Linked DNA regions of Homo sapiens: region 2 is linked to region 1. A link is a contact called in ENCODE Hi-C or POLR2A ChIA-PET data. All regions are on one chromosome and are shown on one strand. Each heading gives the region's core, a stretch centred on a gene start or an enhancer-like site at or near the end of the contact. The rest is flanking DNA. Distances are from core to core; before and after follow the strand shown. Region 1 has its middle 150 kb from the start of PPP1R1C. Region 2 holds the start of UBE2E3-DT (UBE2E3 divergent transcript).

The links. Hi-C counts contacts between places; a loop is a spot of excess contacts on that map. ChIA-PET counts read pairs that join two places held with the same protein, here RNA polymerase II (POLR2A). Pooled maps may share reads with other maps.
Region 2: a loop to region 1 is called in a map of IMR-90, with 6 times the contacts of the local background. The contact joins the promoter of UBE2E3-DT here to the enhancer-like site in region 1. A Hi-C loop is called at or near these places in 1 of 168 maps with a recorded cell type or tissue (IMR-90) and 1 of 50 pooled maps. POLR2A ChIA-PET finds 5 or more read pairs at or near these places in 1 of 52 experiments (HEK293).

What each region holds. Positions count from the first base shown.
Region 1 is chr2:182,129,157-182,135,241 of GRCh38, forward strand. It overlaps a transcript of PPP1R1C not described here. Among named protein-coding and RNA genes, the nearest start is that of PPP1R1C, 150 kb to the left of the region's middle. Within about 2 kb of position 3,620, at least 2 of the 41 ENCODE cell types and tissues checked have a DNase peak (open chromatin) inside an H3K27ac peak, as active enhancers do.
Region 2 is chr2:180,979,747-180,985,977 of GRCh38, forward strand. UBE2E3-DT (UBE2E3 divergent transcript) reads right to left here and starts at 1,266. Exons shown (of 2, transcript NR_187176.1): 1 at 320-1,266. UBE2E3 (ubiquitin conjugating enzyme E2 E3) reads left to right here and starts at 859. Exons shown (of 6, transcript NM_006357.4): 1 at 859-1,227; 2 at 2,272-2,490; 3 at 4,297-4,347. The coding sequence starts at 2,297. RefSeq lists a silencer at 277-1,136.

The sequences.
Region 1 (6,085 bases), core at 2,370-4,869:
TCAGAAGCTGTTTCTTCACTTATTGCTTTTTTCTAATAATTTTTATTACACCATTTGCCAAGTCCTTCCCTTTGGTTTTAGTTTATTCCTCTCTACAACTAAAAAAGGGATCTTGAGTTTAGGTACATTTTAAGTGATTCATTTTTAGTTTTTCTAATTCTGGAATCTGAGCCTTCTCTTACAACAGGGAGTCTTTCAAAAACATTTTTTTGTTTCTTTTTCAAATTCCACTGTGTTTATTTATTGCCTTGTTTCTTTTTCAAATTCCATTGGTCTTGATTTAATTTAGTTCCACAGATTTTACTGATAGTCTACTACCTGCCAACTACTGAATTATGCAGCAGACTTATAAAAATAAAAAGGCTATTTTATTGTTATTGCCATCCTGCTAGTAAAGATTTATTCAATTATTTATAATTAATTAAGTGGCTTCACCTATATTTCTGTTAATAATCACATTAATTATGTATGACAGGTAGGATTTATGTTATAGATAAGAAAACTAGAGTCCAAAGAAAATAAGTGTCCCCAAATGAACCAATAATCCAACAAACGCTTCCACTAACTAGCTTCTGACCTGTTTGAGTTGTGATAGATTTTAGAATAAAAAAGCCTATCCTCCTTAGGAGCCATAGACTTTTATTCTTTCTTATACTGTCTTATATATTGACTTAGAGCTAAACTTCCTCCAATTCAGACATAAAGCATAGGCAGATACTTTTGCTAATGAGGCTAAGCTGGGAAGAAAACCCTGAGTTCTACTTTAATTCTTGGGCATTGACTTCAAACTAAGATGACTTATAAGAAATAAAAGAAGTAAATTTGAAACTTTAATAAAAAAAGTACATGGTTCATTTAAAAATGTTTCCTATGTCTAAATCTATATTTTAAAAATAACCTTTATCATGTAAAATGAGAGAATTGCTGAGTTTATGACAATCTTAGGTATAACCTTTTCTTAAAGAACAAGGCATCAATCTTTAATTTGTTTCCCTTTCTTGATTTCTCATAAGTTGCAAAATAAAAATAAAAATAATTTCACAAATTGTTCATTATTATTATCCTCCCTACTTGCCCCAGGATTTAAGTACTAACTTTTACTTCCTACTCTTAGACTTTGTATTGCCAAAGAAATAAAATATGAAAAAGCATAATCACCCAGACCTACCTGCGGAATTGTGGATTATGCTGTAGATATTAGATCATTGAAAGGAACAATATACTACTTAATGAGGAGCCAAAGACAACATTCTACCTGCTGCTCCCTTCAAGCTGAGGAATGAGTTTAATTGACTTCAAAGTCCCATTATTCTCAAAAGTAGCAAAGGTACAACATGGCTTTGCATGAATCAAAGGAAGGGAACAACAAGAACTTAAAAAAATAGTTTGCAGATGGTTGAACATCTCTTTAATAATTAGAGAAGAATATCTTTTCTTTCTTTATTGTTTACAGATACCAACATTTTTCAAAGCCTTGCAGTAGATGAGTGAGTCTCCTGTTACATTTCTCCTGCAGCATATATTCTGTGGATGTGTTTTCCTAAGCAGACTAATTATATGTTGCTCTCTTCTTTTACCCTAATGAAACATAGATTTTTCTGTTTTGAATTTGTCACTTGTTTGTTACATTTGTCAAGTGTTTTAAATATTACATTGGTCCTTTATTTGCTTTTGAGAACACCCAATAGTTTAAAAATTAAAATGACATGAAGGTCAATTCTAAGACAGGAATGATACTACTAAATCCTGGACTTGCCTATGATAACAAGCTCGAGCTACACACTTTTATTGTCAGAATAAATGGAATATATAGGAAGGAGTTAATTGGAACTGGTTAGTACCTAAATAAGATTTTTCAAAGTAAGTTTTTTGTCGTATTGGCAGAACAGTGTTAAAAAATAGACATTGTCATCATAAACACCCACAACTATATCTGTAGAAGATAATTTAATGCAATATTCTGGGGAAAATACAGTTGCCAAAATTAATCTCCTTGTTTTCTTTCATTGTGCAATGTGGAGTTAAATTTTTTTTCTATTGAGCAGTGTGTGTGTGTGTTTGTGTCTATAATTTATATATGTGCTTGTATACATTTCTATATACACATGTATGTGTATGCAAAATATGTATATATACACATATATATAAAATGTACACTAAATATGTATATATGTATATTCATAAAATGTTTTGCTGTATGGAAATAAAAAAGAAGGTTTCTAAAGGAAAGATAGAGAAGAAATTTAACCTGATTTCTATTAAATTAAGCACAGAGAAATAAAACTTTACTAAAGGGCCAGGTGCAGTGGCTCAAGCCTGTAATCCCAGCACTTTGTGAGGCCAAGGCTGGCAGATCACTTGAGGTCAGGTGTTTGAGAATAGCCTGGCCACATGGTGAAACCCTGTCTCTACTAAAAACACAAAAATTAGCCGGGCATGGTGGCATGTGCCTTTAGTCCCAGCTACTCAGGAGGCTGAGGCAGGAGAATTATTAGTCCCCAGGGTGGCTAGCAGGGCCTAGGGAAGCTGGAGATCCTGGGGTGACTGTCCCTGGCAGAGCTGGAGGTTGCAGTCACTGTCCCTGGAGTTGGAGGTTGCAGTGAGCCGATATCGCGCCACTGCACTCCAGCCTGGGTGACAGAGCGAGACTCCATCTCAAAACAAAACAAAACAAAAACAGAAAAACACTTTACTAAACAAATACCTCCCAAAGTTATAATTTCCATATTCTTGTCTGTTAGGGAGAAGCCAGGTGAGAACAGAGGAGGACATCCAGAGTAAACTGGACACAGTAACAGAGGTGAGGAGGTCCTCACAAAGGGTGCCTCCGGTGAAAAGAGAAAGATAGCCAGAGGGAGAGGACCCGAGGGAGGGCAAGGCCAGCTCCTTCCCTCTCCCTCTCTGGCCACACAACTTATTCTTAGCAGCTTCCTGTCCACTGCTGCTAAGTCATTTCCACATGAACGCGTCTTTTGCACCATGGCTATTTTCCTTTTGCCCCCATTTCTGTCTGAGGAAAGGTTTGATGGTGATTTCAGTGTTGACACACTCGACTTTTAGACTGCAGCTGACTTACCATGCTTGTTGAATGAGTCTGTTCCTCTCACATGGACAGTTTCCACTTATGAAAAGTCCCTTCCTTTTTCATTTCCTCTGCAGAAAGCTTGTTTTGCTAATGAGGAGTCCATGAAATTGGGGGAGTTTGCTGCTGTGTGTGTGTGTGTGTGTGTGTTTGTGTGTGTGTGTGTATGTGTATGTGTACATAGTTTTCCTCTTTGAGAAATTGCTATTGTTGCTTCTCAGTGCACCTGGATGTCTGAAGATATTTTTTATTTAACGAGCTGTCTAGGAAATACAAAGGTTACTGTTATTTTATCTTTATGTTGATATTTTTCTGTTTAATATTTGCATTAAAATTGTTCCCCCAAATAGAATATCTACATGATATAGCAACCAGTGAACAAATCAACATATCTACCTACACATATATATATAAATCTATATATTAATCTCTCTCTGTATCTAATTAATATATATGTATAATTTAGCCTTCCTCTCAAGCAAGGACATAAGTGGTAAATTAATGATAATATAATCTTTACTATGGAATGGCTGGTCTACTCTGCATGGAGCAACCTCTCCATCATGTGGACTTTTAAGATATTGCTACTAAAGTTAAAGCCATGCTATGCTCTTGAAACTGTAAATATCAATTAATTTTAAAAGAAAGGGGTGAAGCTCTAGGTAGGTTTTTATTTGTATAGCTCATATTATTTCTGTTTTTCTATGTGTCAGGTGATATTCTCAGCACCTTGTATAGAACATTTCACTTAATCATTCCAAAAGTACCTATTAGATAGGCACTTTAATTATTTCCATTTTATAGATGAAAAAATTTAGGCTTGTCCAAGACCACAGCACTGGTAAGTGACAAAGTGAAGTCCAAAATTGAACTGAAGGCCAAATTTCATGAGCTATCTTGGGTGAGATATTTCTTGCCTCAAGTCTTCCACATAAAATGTAACAAATTTAATGGTATCTGGATAAATACAAAATAATATTATTTTCTGTTCATCAAGGGCCAAAAAATGGGTCAGATACTGTCTGGACCCTTTAAATATTCTTTGTCATTATTTTACCATTCTATCAAAGTATTAATGGTTAAGAAATGTCTTCAGATTAGAAAATGTTACAGTTAGCAGCTACCAACCACCAATGACTAAGAATTAGTCATTATTGTTCTAAATCCTGTATGGTTCCCATTATTAATCGTCAAGGCTGTAGGAAATCAACTAGGAAATGTGAACTTTTCTTCTTAGCAAAGTTTAGGATTTGCTGTTATGAACATATCTCTACACCAGCAGACCCAACTCCCCAAGCATACAGACAAGAGAGAGATGAAGAGATCTTACTGTTTCTCTCACATAATTCAGGTTTGCTTTTAGTATGCTATTAAGAATTGATGCACTCCCCATTTGTCTGCTCTGAGAAAAAAAACATAAATGGCTTTTGGGATTTTGCAGATCTAAAGTGCTTGAAAAGTGGGTCTTATTTTGACTAAATTAACTGGAGATGTTATCTGAAAAGGACTGACTCAATCACATACCAAGCAGGACAAATAATAATACACTTTTCCTTCCTGCCTTCATTCATTTATTCACATCCATTTATTCCACAAATATTTACTGAACATTTACAGTGTGTAAAACTCAGTGCTTTTTTCCCTAAAAATCTAGCAGCAAGTGTATGACAGAGAGCTGCAATTCTTTCGCACAGAGGGATAGCAGATCAGTGTTCATCCAAAGAGGAGATGGAGTTCTGGTTAGAGGAATGAGAAGAGGCTTTGCAAGAGAGCAGGCAAATGCACAGATCCTTAGAGGAAGAAGGGACAGGGACAGGTAAAGATGACAAAGGGAGCAGCAAGACTCAGGTAGAAGAGGCACTCAGTGCAAAGGCATCAGGAACAGTGAATACTGTAATGAAGGCTAGACTGAAAATGGGCTGGGTTAGGCTGTGAGGGGCTTTGAAAATTATGCTAAGGAGTTTAAGCTTTACCTGCTGGCCAGTGGCTCTCAAAGTGAGATCCCCAGTCTACCAGCATTAGCTTTGCTTCAGGCCCATCCCAGAACTACTGAATCAGAGTCTCTGGGGATGGGGCTTAGACTTCTGTAGTTTAACAAACCCTTAAGGCCATGTTGATGCATGCTAAGGGTTGAGAACCAGTGCTGTAGCCAGGCCTTCCAAACGGATGTGTGTACTGGGAATGAGTGGCAGGTGTGCTGGAGATAGATAGTGACATTTGCAGTCCTCAGGGTGGCTAGCAGGGCCTGGAGAAGCTGGAGCTCCTGGGGTGACTGTCCCTGGCAGAAGCAGCCTCATTCTTTTTCCTAGGGTACCAAGTTCTTTGACCTGAAATAGTAGTGCTGTGCAGAGCAGGCCTGTGGGCCAAATTTGCCATGTAGCTGGTCTTTGCATGCTCTCTCCCCACCAGCTAAGAATAGTTTACACTTTTAAATGGTTGTGAAGGAGAAAAGGAAGAGAAAGGAGAAGGATCAGAAGAAACAGAAGGAGGAGGAGAAGAAAATGATGAAGGAGGAGGAGAAAGGAAAGGAGAAGAGGGGGAGGAGGAGCAGCAGGATGAGGGTGGTATAATGGTATGTGGCTTCCAAAGCCTAAAATATTTACTATCTGACCCTTTACAGAAAAATTTTGCTGACCTCTGATGTAGACAAGGAGAAATTGTTTTTAAGAAAAGGAGCAATATTTCCAAAGAATTCATTAGGGAGATTTAGCATAACAACTGTATACAGAAAAGACTAAGTAAAAAGAGCTGGAAAGAGAAGCCAAATGTTCAACACAGGTAAAGTGGTAAAGACTTAAAGAATGCAACGCTCTTTGATTAGAAAGAAGAAATGAGTCTATAATCCTTATAGAAATTATACGCTTTAAATTGACCCAAGCACAATGCCATGGCAAGGTTCTCAACAGCTGAAGAAATCATAGATTCTCTCAAGTTCAGCAATCTCTTGAAGTTTGGTTTAGTTTTGAAAGAGTAAAACGATGCTGAGGGCATGAACTCTGAAAT
Region 2 (6,231 bases), core at 16-2,515, 1.2 Mb before region 1:
TCACTCAGAACTTTTCTTTCCAGAACTGGCTCCTCATGTGCAAGACAGAAGAGTCCCGCAGAAAAGTGTCATGTTTTAGCTCTCATCGCCACCCCCCAACCCCAAACTCTTCTCCTTCACTTTTAAGAATGTTGAGCGGGACATTTTAAACACTGTTTTGGATTTTTAAGGTTTCAAATAATCCGAAGGACACTTCCCTTTGGCAGCGACAGTTGCAAGCTATGAGCCAAAAAGAAATAGAGGTTGTTCCCCTAATCTCCAAATACATTCTACCCTCTTCAATTCCCAGGACCCCAACTTGTCCCTTCCTCCAGCTTACGCGAGGGGCAAGTGGCAGCTCTTCTCCGCCTGCGTGCCTGGCCTCGTCAACAACACCCATTAGTCTCCCGTCTCCCGGGGCGGCGGGGGACTCCCAACCACGCGCCCAGGGCCCTTGCCCAGGTACTGGGGCCCCGGGAGCCACGACGGCCCCCGCGCAGGCGGATGGGATGGAACCAGCCCTGGGGACGCGGGTAGCCCAATGGGCAGCCTCGCCCCGGAGGCGGGCCCAGGCCGGAAGCCACCCCGCGGCACAGCGGCCCCGCGATACGGTGCCCGCGCCCCCGCCTTCTCTGGCACAGGCTCCGCGGCCAAGGGCGGCAGGGGCCAGCCCGCCGGGTCCCCGCCGCGCTCTTTGTCCTGGCCGCGCGCGGGCGGACGCGTGCACCCCCAGGGTGAGGGGAGGTGTGGAGAGCGCGCACGGGAGCGCGCGGGAACAGCTCGCGCCCGCCGGGCGTCGGCGGCGCGCGCCCCTCCGCCAGGCAAGCAGCGAGCACGCGCGTCGCCGCCGCGCCCGCCCCTCCCCCCCGCGCTCGCCTCGGAACTTGCTGACTGCGCGGCCGGGAGGAGCCGAGCCGGGCGGCGGCGGCGGGAGGCTACAGCGCGCGGGGGTCTCCCGCGTCCCCTCCGCCTCGCCGGGAGCTCGCGCCCTCGCCCAGCCGAGCTCCCACCCCCGCTTTTTTCCGAAGGCGCTGGGCGGCGCCACCCTCCGGCCGGAGCCCGGCACTGCACAACCCCCTCCGACTTTCAATGTTCCACACTCCCCGGCCAGAGCCTCCTCGGCTTCTTTTTTTCCCTCCCCCCCCTTCCCCCCCCCACAGCTGCCTCCATTTCCTTAAGGAAGGGTTTTTTTCTCTCTCCCTCCCCCACACCGTAGCGGCGCGCGAGCGGGCCGGGCGGGCGGCCGAGGTAAGGCGGCGGGGCCGGGGGGCCGCGTGGGGGGCGGCCGGGGCGGCGGCGGCGGTGGGGGAGGGGGCGGGGGCGGGCAGCTTTGTTCGCGCCGGGCGCCCGCGTCGCCGGTGTCCGCGAGCCGCGGCGGGGCCGGCTGGGCTGCTCGCATCACTTGGCGCCCGGCGCGGCGAGCGCTACCCGCGGCCCCCGCGCGGCCCTCCCCACAAAGGGCCGCGGAGCTGCGTGGCCGCCGCCGCCGGCCGTGGCTCGCCTCCGCGGGCGCGGAAATTTGTTGCACTTCTTGGGGCTTTGTTTATTTGTTTGTTTTTTCTCTGGGTTTCTTATTTTTTTCGTTATTTTGGACAAAATGTCGGTCCGTGATATAAAAATTGAGCGAGGAACCTTGGTGGCATTGGGAGCTTTGCAGAAGGTGCAGTTTGAATTCTGCTTTTCCCAGGGTGGCAGCTCGGTCTTGGCCGGATGAATCTTCGCTGCTGGCCGTGGAAACAGCTAGAGCAGCTCGTTAGTTGATTTTTAAATTTCCAAGTGTTGTGTTTAAAGGCTTTACGTGCACTGAGGAGGAATCGCCACCTTAAATAAGCATATGGGCGATTAACAGGGTGTGTTTTCCTCTCGGAAAGGGAATTTGGTAGCTTTGACCAATGTCAGTGTGTAAATATTTAGACGTTATTAGTGACTTTTAAACATTTTTCAGCGAGATCTGTTATTTACAGTGTGTCATATGTTATTAATGCTTGTTGCCTAAGTTCCTTGGCAAATCTGTTTCATGCCTTCTGAGAAAGTAGACAATTGATAGATTGTCCAAGAGACGGAAAAAAATGTGAGTGGGTTTTCTAACTTGAGTTCGGCAAATCCCTTAACGCTGGCGTTGTGTGACACATCACCTCCCTTGTACGTACCCCTGTTGTACGATGAAATAAGTGTGAACACTTTTGAAGCTTTTTCATTACAAGACGATTTTAGATGACTAGAAGAAAATGCTGTTGGTTTATTTCCTAGATTTAACATTTTCTCCTCCTCCTCCCCTGTTCTCTTTAAAAGTTTTCCAAGAGATAACTTCACCAAGATGTCCAGTGATAGGCAAAGGTCCGATGATGAGAGCCCCAGCACCAGCAGTGGCAGTTCAGATGCGGACCAGCGAGACCCAGCCGCTCCAGAGCCTGAAGAACAAGAGGAAAGAAAACCTTCTGCCACCCAGCAGAAGAAAAACACCAAACTCTCTAGCAAAACCACTGCTAAGTTATCCACTAGTGCTAAAAGGTAATGTGTAAAAGAAGGATCCAGCACACTTTGTCAGGTTGTCTTCCAGGTGGTTGGACGCTTTTGTTGGTTTTACCTCAATAGCAGTAGTTCAGAAATATTTACTTCATTATCAGTTTAATTGTACTTGAATGAGTTGTCATTCTTTAGGTGGTATGTAAGCAACATTACTAGAATTATACTTTTAAGCAAACTTAATTCTGTACTTCGGTAACTTCAGTTAAGAGTGTCCTTGAGTAGAGATTAGACTAACATTCTGACAGATTGTTTAAGGAGTTGGCAAGGAAAATTTGGTGAACCCAAATTAGATGGTACTTTGGGGATGTTCCTTTTATGAGTCATAATCTTCTTTAATGAAATTGACACTTCCAGAGATTAGCAGTGCCTCTCTTCATGAAACTTAATGATCAGAAATGATCATATTTGCTAGAAAATTTGCAAATTCAGGCCTTTGCTATATTTGAAAGCAGATTTAAAATTGTGCTGCAAATCTGCTTACAGTTTTACAAAACATGACTTTCAATCGTATATCACAGGTAACTTTCCTGGTTAAATTATGATTATCCCTTCCTGTGCTTGTGAGGGCAAATCAAACTGAAAAGTAGCCCTTTACAATTTGAGGTGTCACTAGTGATAGAAAACTTGCATTGTCCTTGGGCCTCTTCACTCTGAAACTTGTGGATGTGCTTGACAAGTTAATACTCAACAGCAGGAGAAACATATTTAATTGGATGTAAGTGAAAGATCATTTGTTTCCTATTGATTGATGTTTTCTGATGGAGAAAAAAAGATTCTGTCAATGAGACTCTTATCAGTGGTAGTAGTAGTGGAATATCCACAAACTCTAGTAATTATACATAAAATGTATAATGTTTACAGCATTAACCAATTTTGACATTTTGTTAATTTTTATTGATAACTAAAGGAAAAAGAATATAAAAACTGATCAAATATTGCATTCTGTGGTGATTCATAAATACTCATATTTTTCTATGGATTTTCACCCTTATTGTCTCAGTAATGAAGTATTAATAACTTGATAATATTTTTGAATGGCAGCAGTCTTTGACATAATTTAAAATTCTCAATTTGGTATAGTGTTGATGCGGAACATATTAGACACATCTAAAGTTTTGAAATCATCTTAAATTTGAATCAAATCAGAGAACTGCTTTTCTCCCCCTTAACTCAGGCCTATGTATTTTCTCCTCTTTCTCTCAATGTTTATTAAATTTAAGTGCTGTACCTAAAATCAGGGAAAACAGAAATGGTTAAATTAGAATGTCAAGTAGTCTTTGAAAGTTTTTCACAAGTAAAGATATTTGTAAATTTTAAACTTTTTTTTTGACAGATAAAATATTGTCAGAACTGTTAATGTGCTCTTGCAGTAGCCTGTTAATTTTTACCTCAGTAAAAGTCACTTCAAGTCCTTGTCAAATATTCCAGTGCTTTCCCTCCTCCCTTTTTGTCTCATTTGCATATAAGCTTGAAAAGAGAATTTCTTTGGTAAAAAGTGTTTTGAAATAGATATTATATTCTTTACTGAGTACTAGTGGATGAGTATTTCTCCAATCAAGTGTAAATGACTTACTTGTTTGCAGCAGCAAGTGAGAAAAAAAGCTGCAAAGTTTCTGTTAAGGGATTTGGGTTATGCCTCTGAGAACAAAGAGGAAGCAGCCATGTTAGCATTACTGAAGGCAGAGCCAGCCTTGCATTTAACTGCATGGTGGTAGAGGGCAGTGTAATTCCCTGGTTATTCTGTAGACTATATCAAATCCTTTTTGTCTCTTCTCATTTCACTAACAGAATTCAGAAGGAGCTAGCTGAAATAACCCTTGATCCTCCTCCTAATTGCAGGTAAGAAATGAATTTTGTTGTTTTGGTTTCAAATTGTGGAAAAATACCAAGAGATTGATGTATTGTCTGGATATGTGTGCAGCAGAGGAGACAACATTTGCTTCTTTACAGCTTTGCAAGTGCATTAAACAAAAATTGTAGAAGGTGAACTAGATAAAATTGGGAGAAAAAATACTTTTTAGCATAAGTATACATTGTGGATTTATGAATATACTGATTTTGTGCTTCTGATATTCATATGAATGGTGCTGATTTTTGTTCTGATGTATTTCTGTAGAGGGTGTTTTTTCAGAAGTATACTGAAGAAACTTCTAAAATTTTGCTAAGCTTTAAAGTTACTGCTTGTGTGTGCAATCTGAACTGACCTTCCACATTTAGAAATTGCTGAATGTGGTGTTACAAAATGTAAATGCAGTAAATAAGCATATAGTTGGTTCTGTTTGATTTATTCAGTTACTAGCCTTAAGGACAAATTTTATGGGCTAAGCTAATGGTTTTAGTGGTCGTTTTCTACAGAATGCATTGTTGGAATTATTTACGTTTTAAGCAAATGTCCTAATTGCTTGGGAACATTTTTAGTAATTTTGGTGGTTGGAATATGTGTATGAAAAGCAGTAAATGAATTGGAATTGTGGGAATTCATTTTAGTGGAACTCAGGTAGATGAATTTAAGATTATTGGTTGGTATAAGATACATTAAAAGTAGCTGGTTGATTATTTTTTCTCTAATAATTTTTTTCATTTCATTTGTATAGCGCTCTATTCTTTTTTTAATGACTATGGCTTACAAAATTGAACACGCATAGAAAACAATATTGTAGATAGTTTGTGAAGAGATATGTGCTCAATAATGCGAGTGGCTGCAAGGAATTAGGCAGTTTTATGGTTTGATAGGACAATGTTTTCATGTTTAACCTGTATTTTTGCTACAAGTTGTATTCACTTGGGATGATCAGACCCTGTCTCTGAAGTCTGCTTGTGATATAATAGGGTATAATCCAGTTGCTTCTTATTGTGTATGTTAACTGGATCCTCAGATAAGGTGATTTGATCCTGATTTATCCGATGAATGAACAGTTTGCTTGTATTTGTAATTTCAGTTCAAACAGGAAACATGAATGTAAACTAATTTTAAGGAGATGGTGGTATGTGAGATCTCAAAGTATTACTTAAGAGCTATGCTGTCCGGTAATGTAGCCACTTGCCACATGTGGCTATTGGCCTCTTCAGTTGTGGCTAGTCCAAAATGAGATGTGCTATAAGGGTAAAATTTATACACATTGGATTTTAAAAACTTAGTACAACAAAAGGATGTATAATACTGCATTGACTTAAAAAAAGTTCATTAATATTAAAATAATATTTTGGATATATTTGGCTATATAAAATGTTAAAATTAATTTCACTTTTTTACTATGTTAATATGTTATTAGAATATTTAAAATTACGTATGTGACTTGCATTGTATTTCTATTGAACAGTGCCGCTTTAGAGAACAAGTAAATGAAAGTATTTTCCCTCCAGCCTTCTAAATGGTGTGTCAAATCTGTAGCCATTTAGGGAGGTCAAGTTAAATTTGCTCCCTGGAAGAATCACTTAACTTGCAGAGTGTATTCTGATATTTCCCATTATGAAAAATGTAAAGATCTATCAATTCAGAACTCTTAAATGTTTTAAAATTGCATGTAGGGTCAAACATTTTTAAAGGTTTCTGTTGATTGTCTGCAAATGAAACAAACTAATGTACGTGCATAAATCTAGAGAGCCTAGTAGACATGTATTAAGTGCCCTCAGAGCAATAGCCTAGTGTTGCAGTTGCCAAAGAAATCTACTTTACATGTTTAACTCCGGAATGTTTCCTCAAGGTCACTGAGGATTATTTTA